Linked DNA regions of Homo sapiens: region 2 is linked to region 1. The links are chromatin loops, found by intact Hi-C in ENCODE. Cell type or tissue: heart right ventricle. All regions are shown on one strand.

The links. Hi-C counts contacts between places; a loop is a spot of excess contacts. Peaks named below come from ENCODE experiments on the same cell type or tissue, not always from the same donor. Only the 100,000 strongest peaks of a DNase experiment are listed, where the experiment ranks them.
Region 2: a loop joins it to region 1, with 5 times the contacts of the local background. A loop is called at or near these places in 8 of 110 quality-filtered maps.

The regions. Positions count from the first base shown.
Region 1 is chr16:10,132,578-10,140,577 of GRCh38, reverse strand. The region is part of intron 2 of GRIN2A (glutamate ionotropic receptor NMDA type subunit 2A); the gene reads left to right. Among named protein-coding and RNA genes, the nearest start is that of GRIN2A, 46 kb to the left of the region's middle. In heart right ventricle, no CTCF peak of the experiment used is centred here; no DNase peak of the experiment used is centred here.
Region 2 is chr16:10,084,057-10,092,056 of GRCh38, reverse strand. The region is part of intron 2 of GRIN2A (glutamate ionotropic receptor NMDA type subunit 2A); the gene reads left to right. Among named protein-coding and RNA genes, the nearest start is that of GRIN2A, 94 kb to the left of the region's middle. In heart right ventricle, no CTCF peak of the experiment used is centred here; no DNase peak of the experiment used is centred here; H3K27ac peaks cover 790 bases.

The DNA.
Region 1 (8,000 bases):
AAAAGTGCCAGAAGAAAGAGTGTTTTCTGGACTAGAGAAAACCAAAGATCTCATTCTCCCATAGGCTACCTATTTGAATTATAATAGAAAAATTTACTAGATTGAGAGTCAGGGAAGACTTGGATTCTAGTCTTGACTGTGTCACTATCACTCCGACCCTGGATGTGTCAACTCTCTTTTTGGGAACCCAGTTTCCAAATCTTTGAAAGAGATTTGGGCCTGAATTCTTCTGAAGTTCCTCACCTTTTCTTCACCAGGGACTCTTCTTATCCTGCGGCTTTTTATCGTCATGGTATACTGTGTGTTTTGCCGGCAAAACAAAATACATTAATTAAGTACTAATCGATTTTATTTAAAAAAATGAATTAACAGCATACAATCAATTGCCACTTAGAAATGCAGATCAACAGAACATAAGGTAACCAGTGGAACTACACTGAGTTATATATATTCCAGCCCAAAGCAAATAAACTTAAATATTTCTTTAATCTTGCCTGTGTTGCCTGGGACAGCCTGATTACAGGGCAGAATTTGAATTATGCCAGGCCTTATGAAATGTTCAGCAGGGCTATAGATTCCTATTTCTCATTTACTGGATCTCAGGTGCCTGTAATCCCAGCTACTCTGGAGACTGAGGCATGAGGATCACTTTAACCTGGGAGGCGGAGGTTGCAGGGAGCCAAGATTGCGCCACTGTGCTCCAGCCTGGGGGATAGAGTGAGACTCCCTTCAAAAAAAAAAATTATTTATCTCATCTCTCTGGGTTCTGCACATATTTGAATTTGCTGCACCTGATACAGACCAAATCAGTGTTTCCTAAACCTCTCTGATATTAAAAATAACCTGTGAGCTCTTTAAACTTACAACCTCTTGGGTATTCCCCCCACCCCACTTTGATTCAGTATGTTTGGGTAAGGTTGCATACTTGCCTTTTTAACAAGGTATCCCCAGGTGATTCTTATCGTAAAGAAAGTCTGGAAACACTGGACTAAGTAACATCCAAGGCCTTACTACTCTAAGTGTGAGCAGCCACATCTGTATCCCCTGGGATGTCTTGTTTAAATTGCACAGGCCAAACCCTACAGACAGACAACTGGAATCTGGATTTTAACAATGGAAGCAGATTGGCTTTTGTTTTTAATTGGCTTTTAATTTGATCTATTTTCTGTTTTCATTGTAATGAGGCTTTCAGCTGCCCCTCTTGCCCTAGGCCTCTTCAGAAGAGACATTTCCCTCTCCTCTCCCTGCCTCCCCACAGGGTATAATAAACACCTGTTGGGGTTTGGTGGGGAAGCTCACCCTGACCTCCCATCACTGAGACACGAGGTGCAAAAGTGTTCTGCACACAGCCTGAGATCTTGCCTCTCAAAGCAGACTTGACCCCCAAGCTTCCACCCCTAGGTCTCAGGAAGAAATGGCCTCAGCAGATTCCAGGCCTCCAGGGCTGTCTGTTTCATGCTCTCAATTTTTACTTGGCTTGATCCGTGCTGTCTCCATCCGGTGTTCTGAGGCATTTCACACACGACTGGTCTTCGGCAACTGGGCCAAGCCTGTTCTGTTCTTTTTCAGTTTTCTTAATTGCAAGGCTTTTTGTTTCCCCACTGGAGAACTCCCATACCAAGAATTCTGAAATCTAGGTACTCAGACCTTAGTGGATGATGTTCTCTCAGCACTTAATTCACTCATCATTCAATAAACTATCCTCAAGCAATTCTATATTCAAAACATTCTGATAATGATGGCATAGTAATAATGATAATGATAATAGTTGGCATGTATTGAAATTTTATTATGTGCAAGAAACTATGCCAGGTACTTTAAATATCTCATTTAATCCTCACAGTAAGTCTGGGATGCTGGCACTATTCTTACCCCTGCTTGACAGATGGGAAAACTGAGGCTCATAGAAGGAAACAGAGTGCACAGTGTCTCTGATATGGTTTGGCTCTGCGTCCCCACCCAAATCTCATCTCAAATTGTAATCCCCACGTGTCAGGGAGGGGCCTGGTGGGAGGTGATTGGATAACGGGGGCGGATTTTCCCCTTGCTGTTCTCGTGATAGTAAGCGAGTTCTCACGAGATCTGATGGTTTAAAAGTGTGTGTCAATTGCTTCTTTTCTACCCATCCCCATCCTTCCGCTGTGTGAGATGTTCCTCGCTTCCTCTTCGTCTTCCACCATGATTGTAAGTTTCCTGAGGTCTCCTTCCCCAGCCATGCCAAGCGGTGAGTCAATTAAACCTCTGTTCCTTATAAATTACCCAGTCTCAGATAGTTCTTTACATTGTGAAAATGAACCAATACAGTCTCACAGTTGAATAGTGATCGAATGTGGTTTCAAACTCAGCCCTCTCTGACTTCTGAGTCTTCAGTGTTAACCATCTCACACACTTATATGATTTAGGCTTGATGGAAACAGCCCACTTTTCATGAAGCATTATCTACAGAGCCTTTAATTTCTACTAATGCCAAGAGGAAAGTGCCATGCCCACCTTGGTGATGACAGAACTAGGGTCTAGGAGTGGATTCATATGGTCAGAGTCTCATGGCCAGGGATTGGTAAAATCCAAATTTGGAATCTGGCTTCTGGCTATAAGCCCAAGGTTCTTTCTGTCATCCCAGACTGTACAGCCCATTATCTCAAGGAGCTGGCCCCTCAGAGGCAGAGAGATCATGTTCAGTATCTAGGAGTTTATGACAAGTACTATGTGGTGCATCCCAGGCTCTGAGGATAAAGTCATGACTCTTGGGTGAGCTCATAATGCGGGCTTGCATTGCTTCAGCCCTTACTTTGTGCTAAGCATGTCACACTCTCTCATTTAATGCTCTTAACCCTACAATTACCCCCATTTTACAGAGGAGGAAACTATAGTGTCTCACACAGAATAGGTGCACAGTGAATTTTTATTGAAAAGAAGAAAAATGGCACGTGAGTTGAATTAAGGAAATGTAGGCCAGGGCTGGGGCAGGAAGGCATACAGTGGCCATACAGCCAGCTGACGGGAATAATCGAGTGCCTGAATATGGAGTTTGAACTTCGTCCTCCGTTTTGTAAGTAGCTAAGGAAGGGAAATGAAATTGTCCATAGTGTGCAGGAAGGACTGGAGGCAGGTGAAAGCATTAGGTCATTGCAGACCTCCAGGTGTGGGTGATATGGCTCAAACTAAGATGGAGAAAATAGGAACACCTGTCAGCATGTGTAGGGGGCAAGAATGTGACTTTAGAGTCAGGCCTGCTTTCAATCCAGCCTCCTCATTTAAGCAAGTTACTTTATCTTCTCTGAGCCTCATTTTTGTTCTCCTTTTAAATGAGGGTGGTACCACCTACTTATTAGGGTTATGTAGCATGTGCTGTTGGGGCTTTCCCATATGCCCCCAGTCCTTGCCTCCATATACTGAAGCTTGCTCACTGTGAACCCCTCCGACTCTGTCTTTTCTGGCTTTGGAAGCAGGTTTAGCCCACCTGCAGGGGGAGTGAAGGTGCTGGAAGCAGCCAACGGTAGGGATTTGTGGATAAGCACTCCAGTCCGTTGTCTTGTAGGCAGGATAACTGTGATGTAGAGTAGATATTTCATGCTATATCCCAGATGTCTCTAGTGATCTTAAGGCCCAGTTGCCTTAAGCAGTCACTTAATTTAAAATTTACCATTTATTGTTTCCTTTTACTTCCCTGTCTCACTTCTCTTTCCTCTTACCAGTGTTTCCTGGGATCATTTCTCAAACCACTGGGAGCTCAAATTCTTTTTCAGGGCCTCAGGTCATAATAATGATAAAACGAAACATTGTATGTTAAGTGCTTAGCACAGTCGTGAGGCCCAAGGTCAGTTCCCCCATAAATGGTAGCTGCTATAAACATCATCATCATTACCATCCTTGTGAAGGTGGAGTGAACTTATTCTTTCAAGACATTTCCACTGACAGATAAATTCATCCAAAATATGAAGAAAAATGGGGGAGGAAAAGGTCACCTAGAATATGCAGAGCAAAATATTGCAATGATTTCTTTTTTTAATGAGATAGTTTATTAATTATTAATCAGTATCTTTAACCTTTAGTCCTTGTTTAACACCATGGATAACAGGTCTACAATTGAGTATAATTAGCCAAATGCCTCTTGCATCCTAAATTGGCTATTCTGAGTTACACAGTTTGATTTTCTTGGAAGGAGGACCTGGTTTCATTAGCACCTAGTTGCAAATGAATCTCCTCCTTGAAGTTTTTGTTGCTATTTGAGCTTGTTTTTAGCTGGAGATTTACTCTTGGATTTTAGTTGTTTTCGCCTTCATCTGTTGAAGAGGTGGGATGATATTGCGTGTGTGTGTGTTTGTGTGTGCTGGAAGTTATGCTTCCAATATTTACAATATTGGCTTTCCAAAGCAGAAGATGATGGGCTTTCTGGGAGGGTGGTTCAATAGGAAACCTTCAGAACCAGTGGGGTTGGATGGTGGAGCAGAGTGTAAAAGGGAGAGTGATGAAAAGTAGAGTGATTGAAAGGATAAGCACATCTGCTTTTAGACTTGCTCACTTAACTTACATGTGCTTATCTGGACCTTGGCCCCAGGGGAGGAGATAGAGGAATGCGTGAGAAGCTGTCTTGAGTGTTAGGGACGGAGTATGATGAATGCAACAACTGTCAGTTCTGTGTCAACTTGGATGGGGCTACAGTCTGTACTCAGTCAAACTCTAATGTAGGTGGGTTGTGAAGGTGTTTTGTAGGTGTGATTAAAGCTTATAATCAGTTGACTTTAAGGGAGGTTATCTTAGATAATCTGGGTGGGCCTGATTCAATCAGTCAGATGCCTTAAGAGTAGAGCTGAGGCTTCTCTGAAGAGTAAATTCCACCTGAGGAGAGAAGGTTTAGCTCATGCCCAGAAGTTCCAGCCTGCCCTGTGGATATTGGACTTACCTACCCATTCCCCACAATCATGTAAGCCAATTCCTTGTCATGTATTTCTTAATATATGTCTCCCGCTCATCTGTTCCTTTAATTGAACCCTCAATAATACAGATTTTGGTGCCAAGAATAGGGCTCTGTTGTAACAAATACCTTAAAAAGTGGCAGTGGCCTTGGAATTGTGTGTTGGGCAGAGGCTAGAATAATTTGGAGACACATCAGAGAAAAAGACTAGACATCCTTCAACAGACTGTGAGTGGAAATACGAATGCTAACAGTTCTGTTTCTGGGGACTCAGAAGTAAGAAACATGTTAGAGAAGGCATACATCATTTTAGAGACTACCTAAATCATCATGAACAGACTTTTGGTGGAAATATGGACGTTAAAAGCATTACCAGGGAGGGCTACCTACGAAGGAAATGTTATTGAAAACTGGAGGAAAGGACATCCTTGTTATATAGTGGCAGAGCATTTATCTGAATTATATGCTACAGTTGTGTGGAAATCTGAACTTGCAAGCAATGAACTTGGTAAAGTGTTGAAGGGGCAGCCTGGTTTCTTCTTGCTCCTTTTAGTAAAATGTGAGAGGAAAGAGATTGAAGCAAGAACTGTTAAGCAAAAAGAAAGCAAGATTTGATGACTTGGGAAATTCTCAGCCTATCTGGATTGCAAAAGATGCTAAAATTAGGAGATTTACTATCAGGAAAGCATGTTAGGAAAGGGTATGGCTGAACAGTTTTTTTTTGCTAGTTCGTTGGAAAGATAAAAAGTCCCAGTATTCAGCCACACAGAGTGCTCTTTGAAGAGATTAGGTATGAGACTCATGTACCCCTTGGCCATCAAATCAGAAGCAAAGAATAGATATTAGGATTATCTAGGAAAGAACTGTGAAGAACCATTTTTTGTCTGATGGAGTGAATCCCCATGACATACTCAGGAGACCCATAAGGTTTTTGAAATTTCCTACCAGCATAAACATTGGCAATTTGGACAGAAGGGAACAGAGAAGATAAAATGAAGGAAGGCCATTACACTCCCTAAATTTTTTTTTTATTATTATTATACTCGAAGTTCTAGGGTACATGTGCACAATGTGCAGGTTTGTTACATAGGTATACATGTCCCCTGTTGGTTTGCTGCACCCATCAACTCATCATTTACATTAAGTATTTCTCCTAATGCTATCCCTCCCCCAGCCCCCTACCCCCTGACAGGCCCCGGTGTGTGATATTCCCCGCCTTCTGTCCAAGTGTTCTCATTGTTCAATTATCACCTATGATATACTCCCCAAATTCTACAGGCAGGAAATGACGGTTAAAACTCTTAGGCTGGAAACACATATTACCCTTCATGAGAAAGGACTGGTTACTCAGAGGGTAGAGCCTCAAGCTCAAAGGACAGAGATGGGAGAGGATTATTTCTAGGCTTTGAAGCCTAATGTTTGCCTAACTGAATCTCTCCTCTCCATTTTTTTTTTTTTTTTTTTTTTCTGGAAACAGTGTCTCACCCTGAAGGCCAGACTGGAGTGTGGTGATGTGATCACTCACTGCACCTTCGACTTCCTGGTCTCAAGTGATTCTCCCACCTCAGCCTCCTGAGTAGGTTGGACTACAGGCATGCACCACCATACCCAGCTAATCTGTTTTTGTATTTTTTTTTTCTTTTTCAGAGGTGGGGTTTCACCACGTTGTCCAGGTTGGTCTCCAATGTCTGGGCTCAAGCATTCCAACCACCTTGGCCTCCCATAGTGTTAGGATTACAGGGATTAGCCACTGCATCCGGACTGCCTAACTGAATTCCAAAATTGTTTGGATGTGGTAACTTGTTTTTTCTTTTCATTGATTCCTTTTTTAATCAAAAACCCCTGTAACTGATATCCCATGCCTGTTCCACAATTGCATCTGGGGAGCAGATAATCCGTTTTCTAGTTTTACAGGTCCACAGTTGGAGAGAAACTTTGACCCAGGAGGGATCATGCTCAGATTCTTATAAGTACTTGACTTAGGTGATTGAGATAAGATTTTAGACATCTGAGCTCATGAGATTTATTTATTTATTTATAATTATTATTTTTTTTGAGACTGAATCTCACTCTGTCAACCCAGGCTGGAGTGCAGTGGCATGATATTGGCTCACTGCAACCTCCACCTCCCGGGTTCAAGCGCTTCTCGTGCCTCAGCCTTCAGAGTAGCTGGGATTATGGGTGCACAGCACCGTGCCTGGCTAATTTTTGTATTTTTAGTAGAGACTGGTTTCATCATGTTGGCCAGGCTGGTCTCGAACTCCTGACCTCAGGTGATCCACCCGCCTTGGCCTCCCAAAATGCTGGGATTACAGGCATGAGTCACTGTGCCTGGTCTGATGAGATTTTGATGAAAATTTTGGACTTTGACACTATCGTGAGTTAGTTTTGGGGAGATGGAGTGAATCTTTCGGAGCAAGATGGTGGCCTGGCAGGCAGAACTACGACCTCTCAAAGATGTTCACCTTCTAAACTCTGACTCCTGTATAAATGTTATGATTTATGGCAAAAGGGATTTTGAAGATGTGATTAAGTTATGGATCCATCTTGAGATGAGAGCCTCATCCAAAATTATCTGGTGGGCCCAATATAATTGTGACTGTACTTATAAGAGGCGGGCATGGAAGAGTCAGAGAAGGAGATGTGACCATGGAAACAGAGTTAGAGTGATGTGGCCATGAGCTAAGGAATGTGGGCAGACTCTACAAACTGGAAAAGGTAAGAAATGGATTCTCCTCTAAAGCCTTAGAAGGAAGCACTAGGAAGGCCTGCTGGTCCATTTTAGGTTTCTGACCTCCAGGACTTTAATACATTTTACATCACTCTAAGCCACTAACTTTATGGCAATTTGTTACAGCAGCAATGGGAAACTTATAATCTGTTAAGTGCCAGGTCTTCTGCTACACTGCTTAGACGTATTATTTTGCTTCTTTCTGCAGTCCTTTAGGACATACGTACTAAATTCCCATTTTGTGGTTGTGGAAACCGAGGCAATGAAAGTTCAGATAGCTTGCTTAAAATGACAGATCTAGTTAGTGGTGGCTCTGGGATTTAACCCCATGCCCGAATGATTCCAATGCCTATG
Region 2 (8,000 bases), 49 kb after region 1:
GAGGATTAATTATTTTAATACCTTTATTGATATATAATTTACTTATCATAAAATGCACTCATTGTAAATACATAATCCAATGATTTTTAAAGTAAAGTTACAGATTTTGCAACCATCACCCCAAATAAATTTTAGAACATTTTCACCAGCCCTAAAAAAATTATCTCAGGCCTGTCAATCATTGCTCCTAACCCCAGCCCCAAGCAAGCACTGATCCACTTTCTGTCTCTATAGATTTTCCTTTTCTGGAAATTTAATGTAAATGGAATCATACAATATATAGTCTCTTGAGTCTGGCTTCTTTCACTTAGCATAATGTCTTTGAGGTTAATTCATGTTGTCACATGTATCAGTGTTTTCTACATTTCTATTTCCAAATAACATTCCATTATCTGGATATATAACATTTTGTTTATTTTTTATTTTTTTGAGATGGGGCCTATTCCCCAGGCTGTGGCTCACTGCAGCCTCTGCCTCCGAGGCTCAAGCAATCCTCCCACCTCAGCCTCACGAGTAGCTGGGACTACAGGTATACACTACCACACCCAGCTAATTTTGTGTGTTTGTGTGTGTGTGTGTGTGTGTGTGTGTGTGTGTGTATACACACACATACATACGTATTTGGTAGAGATGGGGTTTCCATGTTGCCCAGGTTGATCTCAAACTCCTGGCTCAAGTGATCACCTACCTCAGCCTCCAAAGTTATAGATGTGATCCACTGCGCCCAGCCAACATTTTGTTTATTTACCAGCTCATGGGTATTTGGGTTATTTCTACTTCTTGTCTGTTAGGGATAATACTCCTGTGAATATCTATATGCCAGTCTGTGTGGATGTATATCTTAATTTCTCTTGGGTTGATACCTATAAGTGGAATTGCTGGGCCATATAGTAACTTTACGTTTTAAGTTTTTAAAAAATTGCCAAACTGTTTTCACAGGTAGTTGCACCATATCACATTGCCATCAGCAATGTACAAGGGTTTCAGTTTCTGTGAATCCTTGCCAACACTTGGTGTTGTCCATATTTTCCATTATAGTCATTCTAGTGTGTATATGGAAGTGGAATCTCATTGTGGTTTTAATGTTCATTTCCATAATGACTAATGATGTTTAACTCCTTTTCATTTCTTATTGGCCATGTGTATTTCATCTTTGATGAAATAACTATTGAGTATAGAGTTTTTTAGCTCATCTTATTTTTGAGCTGTTTGTTTTATTATTGAGTTGTAGGAGTTCTTTATATATTTTTGATACAGTTCTTTATCATATGTATGATTTGCAAATGTTTTCTCCTAGTCTGGCTTGTCTTTTTATTCTTAATGGTGTCTTTGGAGTGCAAAAGTTTTAAATTTTAATGGAGATGAATTTGCCTATTTTTTCATTTATGTCTAGTAAAAGAATAATGAATGGTTTTGTGTCTAAGAGCTTTCCGCTTAACCCAAGGACATGATGGTTTTCTCTAATTTTTTTTTCAAGGAGCCTTATAGTTTTAGTTGTTATATTTAGGTCTAAGATCTATTTTGAGTTAATTTTTGTGTGGTTTGGAGATAAGGATTTAAGTTCACTTTTTCACATATTGATATCAAATTTTCCCAGCATCATGTGTTGAAAAGACTATCTTTTTCCTATCAAATTATCCTGTCATGTTTGTCAAAAATCAATTGACAGTGTCAGAGCTTATTTCTAAACGTTCAGTTTTGTTCCAGTGATTTGTCTCTTTCCCTTAATACCACACTCTCTTGATTTCTGTAGCTTTGTAATATGTTTGAAATGAGGGTAATGTAAGTCCTTCACCATTGTTTTTCTATTTCAAAATTATTTTGCCTGGGTCTATTTTTTTTTTGGCTACTGGAAACCCCTCCCTCTTGGGTCTGACAGGGTTGGAGATAGATATGGTAAAATAGAGTATAGGGGACAGAGACCAGTAGACTGTGTCTTGGTCACCGTTGTGTCTTTAGCACCTCATATAATGCCTGGTAGGTCCTAAATACTAAAAAAGCTGTAAAATAAATGGATAAATGTATCTTAAGATTTTTTTTTATCACATGGTATCATCTATGTCTTGGGATTAGGGAAAATTTCCATGTCAAACTAAAGAGTAAAAATTCACCAAGGTTTTGATATGCTCTGATATGATCACTACTACTTGAGCCTCCCCCTCATCGGTTTTATTTCCCACCCATCATAGCTCCTGGAGGAGGATGGAATTAATTTCAAGGGGATTTGGGAAGTAATTGTCTTGTTGTTAGTTATAAATTTTTGAGAGATGATGGAACCTTATCAAGACAGCTTGCTGTTGAAATCTTATAGTTTCCCGTTTAGACCTCTGTTATTATTATCTGATTATTTGATTATTATTATCAAGGGTTTTATATGTCTAACAGTGTTAGATATTGAGAGGACCTTCCTACATGTTGCCTCTTCTGTCTGAAACAGAGCCCCTCAACCCTCCCGGAAAGAAGCACACATACCCCAAACTCTCTCATAATTCTTAGACATTCTCCAGACCTCAACCTCATCATTACTCCTTAGAAAAATCGTTCCTAAACCATAACCTGTATCAACTGCCCTCCTGGAACCCACCATATGCTTCTCGTTGGTAACACTTATGGTGGTTACATATTTAACATTCATTGTTGTGCTTATTTTATAAAGCTTTGAGGTATAGTTGACATACAAAAAATTGCACATATTTACTGTAAACGTTTCAATGAATCTAGACATATGCATACATCTGTGATACCATCACCAAAATCAAGGAGTACTGAATATATCTTTAACCTCCAGGGTATGTGATTAATGTATATTTCTCCTCGGGGATCATCAGCTTCGTAGGGGCAGGAACTGTATTAGTTTTCACTCACCGTTTTGTCCCTATTGATTACTACAGTAGTTGACAAAGTACAACTAACATTTTACCGAGCACTTACTTTGTGCCAGGCATTATTTAAATGCTATGGATATATTAATATACTTAATAACTACAGTGGCCTCTTGGGTTGTTCTTATTGTCATCCCATTTTTTAGATAAAAAAACTGAGGCATGAGGAGAGACATTATGTAACTTGCTCAACGTCATACAGACAATATGTAATGGGGCATAGAGAAGGGTGTCAATAATTATTTGTTAAACAAATGAATGGATGAATAAGAGAAAGAAAGGGTGAATGAAGCTCTTCCCTTGATCCTAGTTGGAAGCATGTCCTCTACAAGAGTGCTGACTTATCTTTTCTTGCGAGATGGATGGGAATACAAGGCTATGGGGATGCCCAGGAGACTGTTTTGGACTCCAGTGCTGCTGACTCTGGAGAGAGGAAAAGGTGGGGGTTGGGATAGTCTAGGAAATGCTGGCTTCGCACAACACAGCCGAGTGGGTGGGAGCCAAAAATAGCCAGTCCTTTGAGTAGAAACTCCTCTAGGGAGGAAACATTTCTTTGAAATTGGACACACAAATTAGCTAATGATATCCAGACACTAAAGAACTGCATGTTCCCCAGACAGCCCGCGGCCCCAGGATCAGACGCTGATCTTGTGGAGCACAGATTAAGAGATGCCGCAGGTCTAGGGTGGGTATAGATTGTTGTGTCTGCCATCCTCACTCACAGCCCTGAGCACAGAGGTGAGGACGCAGCCAGGGGCCAGCACTCTCCTTCCATGTGTGCCAATCCCTGCCTCCCTGTATGTCCTGGGCTGTTTGTCCAGGATGGAAAGTGGCACTGTGGCATTTTTACCTGTTTGTGCTCAGTGACAGTTGACATGACACAGAGTCTATGTTGGCAGTATTTCCAGGCCGAAGCTTAGGAAATCGACTTTAGGATGAATTTTTCAATCTGGGAGACTCTAACAGAGGCTCTGAGCCTGGGATGTGCAAACTACCTGCACTTATCTTCAAAATTGTGTCCAAATGTGCGTTTCTCAAGGGAGAGGGTCCAAAGGTTTCATGAGTAAACAACAACAAAAGCTTTCAACAAGGTATGGGATGTCTCCAAAAGGGTGAGAACCCATGATGATGATACTGATAATAGCAATAATAAAGTAACTTTTCTGAGTGCTTAGAATTTGCTAAGGCCAGGCGTGGTGGCTCACACCTGTAATCCTAGCACTTTGGGAGGCCGAGGTGGGCAGATTGCTTGAGCCCAGAGTTCGAGACCAGCCTGGGCAACGTGGTGAAACCCTGTCTCAAAAAAAAAAAAAAAAAAAAATTAGCTGGGCATGGTGGTGCATGCCTATAGTCCCAGCTACTTGGAAAGCTGAGGTGGGAGGATCACTTGAGCCCCGATGGAGGCTGCAATGAGCTGAGATCATGCTACTGCACTCCAGCCTGGGTCACAGAGTAAGACCCTGTTCCCCAACCCTGCCCAAAAATAAATAAAAAAGAAAATGCCAGATATGCATTAAGTCTCTTATATAGATGATATAATTTAACTGTTGTATCAGTCAGTTTAAGCAGGTTCATGCTACAGTAATAAGCTACTGAGATTTTGGAGTTGTTTATGAAAGTTGATTTCTTGTTCCAGTTATATGAGGTTAGTTGCAGCTCTGCTTCATGTCTTAGATGCAAGAGTCAGACTGACGGAGGGCTCCTTTCTAGGTCATTGCTAATCTCATGGAAGAGGGAAAAGAGAAGGATGTAGATGAAGAGATGGATCTTAAAGATTCTCCTGGAAGTGGCACTGTCACTCCCACTTACATTCCGCTGGCTCCCAGCCCAACATTGGCGAGGATTCCAATTGTCCAGTAGGGAGGAGTCCTGTAGAGAGGAGGGACAGCAGATATTTGAACAATAACATAATCTATTACATTCCTTATAAAAACCAATGCGGTAGATATAGTAGTGATTATTATCATTGTCCCTTTCTTACAGATGTGGAAACTGAGGCTCAGAGAGGTTAACTTTCTCCCCAGTGCTGTGTATTTATTAAGTGAGAGGTTCAAGATTTGCATGGACTTGGTCAGACTCTCGAGCCTACAGCTTTAGCCACTGCATTCATCGACTTCCATTGTTATAGCAGGAGCTTCTCCTCCACTCCTTGTTCCTCCTCCCCAATTCATGGTAATCCACACACACCAGTTTTCTTAAAACTTCATTCATGCTCAAGAGAAAACCATGTCCCTATCTGGATCCTGTGTTTGCATAGTCCCCAGCCTCTGGGCTCATTCTGGATCATCCAGCTAGGTAGGCATTTGTTTGGCAGGATTCCTGCCCACTAAGAGCTTACCATGAGTGTCATGGTGGGAATGAGCTGGGTATTTTTAGAGCTTGGCAGCCTAGCACTGCGGCTTGCTCTTCCCCGAGGTCTGTGGATTAGCCTAGGGGTAGCATATGCCTACGCTTTGCTTGCCTGGTCCTGGTACATGGTCCTGTGTACTGTTAAGAAAACAGATTGTCCCAGGTAGATATGTAGCCAGATATTTTTTTCTCTGTTTCCTTTTTTTTTTTTTTTTTTTTTGGAGCTGCTCCACCCCCTGGTATGGTGCAGCTTCTCCTGGGGCTCCTCTGTAATTTTACAGCAGCTTCTGAGCTAGTGAAGAAGGCGGGATTTGCTCACTTGCAGTTAAGTCTGGCCAGACAGCTGTTAGTTGTTGCCACAAACATCTTATGTGTTTGCAATCTTGCCTGTCCTCCTGGGTAGGCAGAATGCACAATCTCTCCTCAGGGGAAGTGAGAAGATCTAGAAGGCCCAAGGAACAATTATTTTTGGCATCATTGCTCCTCCATACTCATTATCCACATCTGTTGAGCATTCCTGTGGCCCAGAAGCTGATGGCAGTGTCACTGTGGCACCCTAGCTTTGATGTACTTATTGTCAGAAGCTCTGGATAGGGACCACCAACAATGCACTTTGCTGCATAGGTGCTGTGAGTCTCCATGGGAAGGAAAGCTGGAGATTTGCATAAAAAAGTATTTAGAATGTCCAGAAGCACAAACTCAGGTGTCATCCAATTCAACAAACACTTTCTGAGTGCCTACTGTGTGCAGGACATAGGATTTTGCTTCATGTAGAGGTTATAACATTCAAGAGGACACCCGTGGAGCACACAGGCACATCCCCCAATATGGCCCCAGGCATTACAGAATGTGACAGACGTGACATTTTTTGTTTGTTAATTAACTAATTCATTCTAGTGTTGTGGTTAAGCGCATAAACTTTGGGGCCAGACTGGTTGGTTTGAATCCTAGAAATAAAAATAAAATCCTAAACCACCCCAACTAATTAAATGGAACCCCTTCTTGGCCAGGGGGATCCCAGAGAAACCTTGAAAACTGAGTTCCTAGCCATAACCAGACAGGAGCTCAGACTTACCACATTATATCCTCTCCCTTGCTAACCATCATTTGGCTTTCTTTCCTAAGGGTTAAACAGAAACAGGCCATCTCAAAAGACTTGTTCCATCACTGTTTCCAACCAACCACCTGACTCTGCCCCTCGCTTTATACAGGTTTGACACGGCCAACCAAGCAACATTCCTTCCTGATAAGATTTGCACACCCAGAACTAGCTTCTGTTTGCATGAAGTGGTTCTGGTCAGTTTACGGGGGCTGCACACTGAGTGCCTTCATGTCCTCTAATTCACCTTTTGACACATGGGGCCAAATTATAGTATACTTAAATGTTATGTTTTCACCCCAAAATGAACATGGCATGTATATGACATTCATATTAATTTACTGTGCATTTGCGTGCCCTTCTTTTGTGAATATTCATAGCTCCTCCTATAACTTGAGTATGTATACTTAGCCATTCTGTTAGCATAAATTCCTGTCTCACCTTGCCTCCTTTGAAGTGCCTGCCTCTGGTTTCTGCTGGATGCTACACTCCCCAGCCTGCGAGATGGTCAGCTTACAGGCTGCAACCCCTTATAAGAAATAAAGCTCTCCTTTCTAGATGCATGAACCTCGTGTTTCTTCAGTTGACAAATCCTTACTCTGTAACTCACTGGCTATATAACTGAACAAGTGACCAAAACTCTCCCTGCCAAGCTTCTTTCTTCCCAATATGGGAATGACAACAGTACCTAGCTCAGGGAGTTGTTGCAGGGATTATATGAGTTAATATACATAAGGCCCTTGGAATGGTTCCTGGTGCATAGGAAATTGTATCAAAGTGTTGGCTGCTACTAACACTATTATCATTTATGCAATAGATATTTATTGATCTATGTGTCAGTAGACTGTTGTCTACTATGTATCAGGCACTGACCTAGGTCCCAGTTGTGGAACATTAAGCTCACTCCATATCCTTTTACCCTTACGGAGCTTGCATTTCAGAGGTTGGAGGCAGAAAATAAATAAATAAATAAATAAATAAAGTGTCAGGTGGTGATTAAGACATGAATGAAAAATCATACTAGAAAAGTCAGATGAGGGAGATTAATTCCTAATTGAGCAAAGATGATGAAAAACTTCCCCAGAGGAGATGACACCAGCTGAGAAGAGGCATGGTAGTAAGAGGCAGGCACCCAACATGCAATTCCAAAATGAGATTTTGCTAGAGAATGGGAATATCCTTCTTGGGGGTCATATTGTTACATCTTTCTTTTTCTTGCCGCCTATGAACAGGAATTCTAAATAAGGTCAGAGACTGGGGTTGTCTTTTGGTCTTAGTGGCCTTGGTGTTGGACCCCAGGTTCCAGGAAGTCTTTTATCCCAGCAGCAGTTTTTCGGAGAGAAGACTCACTTATATGCAAGACTGACATGAAAAGGGGTTTGCTCTGTATGAGGCTGTGAGCTCAGCCCCATGCTTAAAGTGCTGAGTGGGAAAAAGGGCAGAGACTATGCCTGTTTTGTATTCAAGGGGCTGGCACAACATTTGGTTCTTAGTAGGTGCTCAGTAAAGAATATAAATAGTCATTGAGTGTTTACTGTGTGCTGAAGACATGTCACCAGGTTCTAAGCCTTTGATATTTGTCAACTTATTTAATTTTTACAACTGAATGCCTTTTGTTGTTGTTGTTAGACAGGGTCTCACTCTGTTGTCCAGGCTGGAGTGCAGTGGCA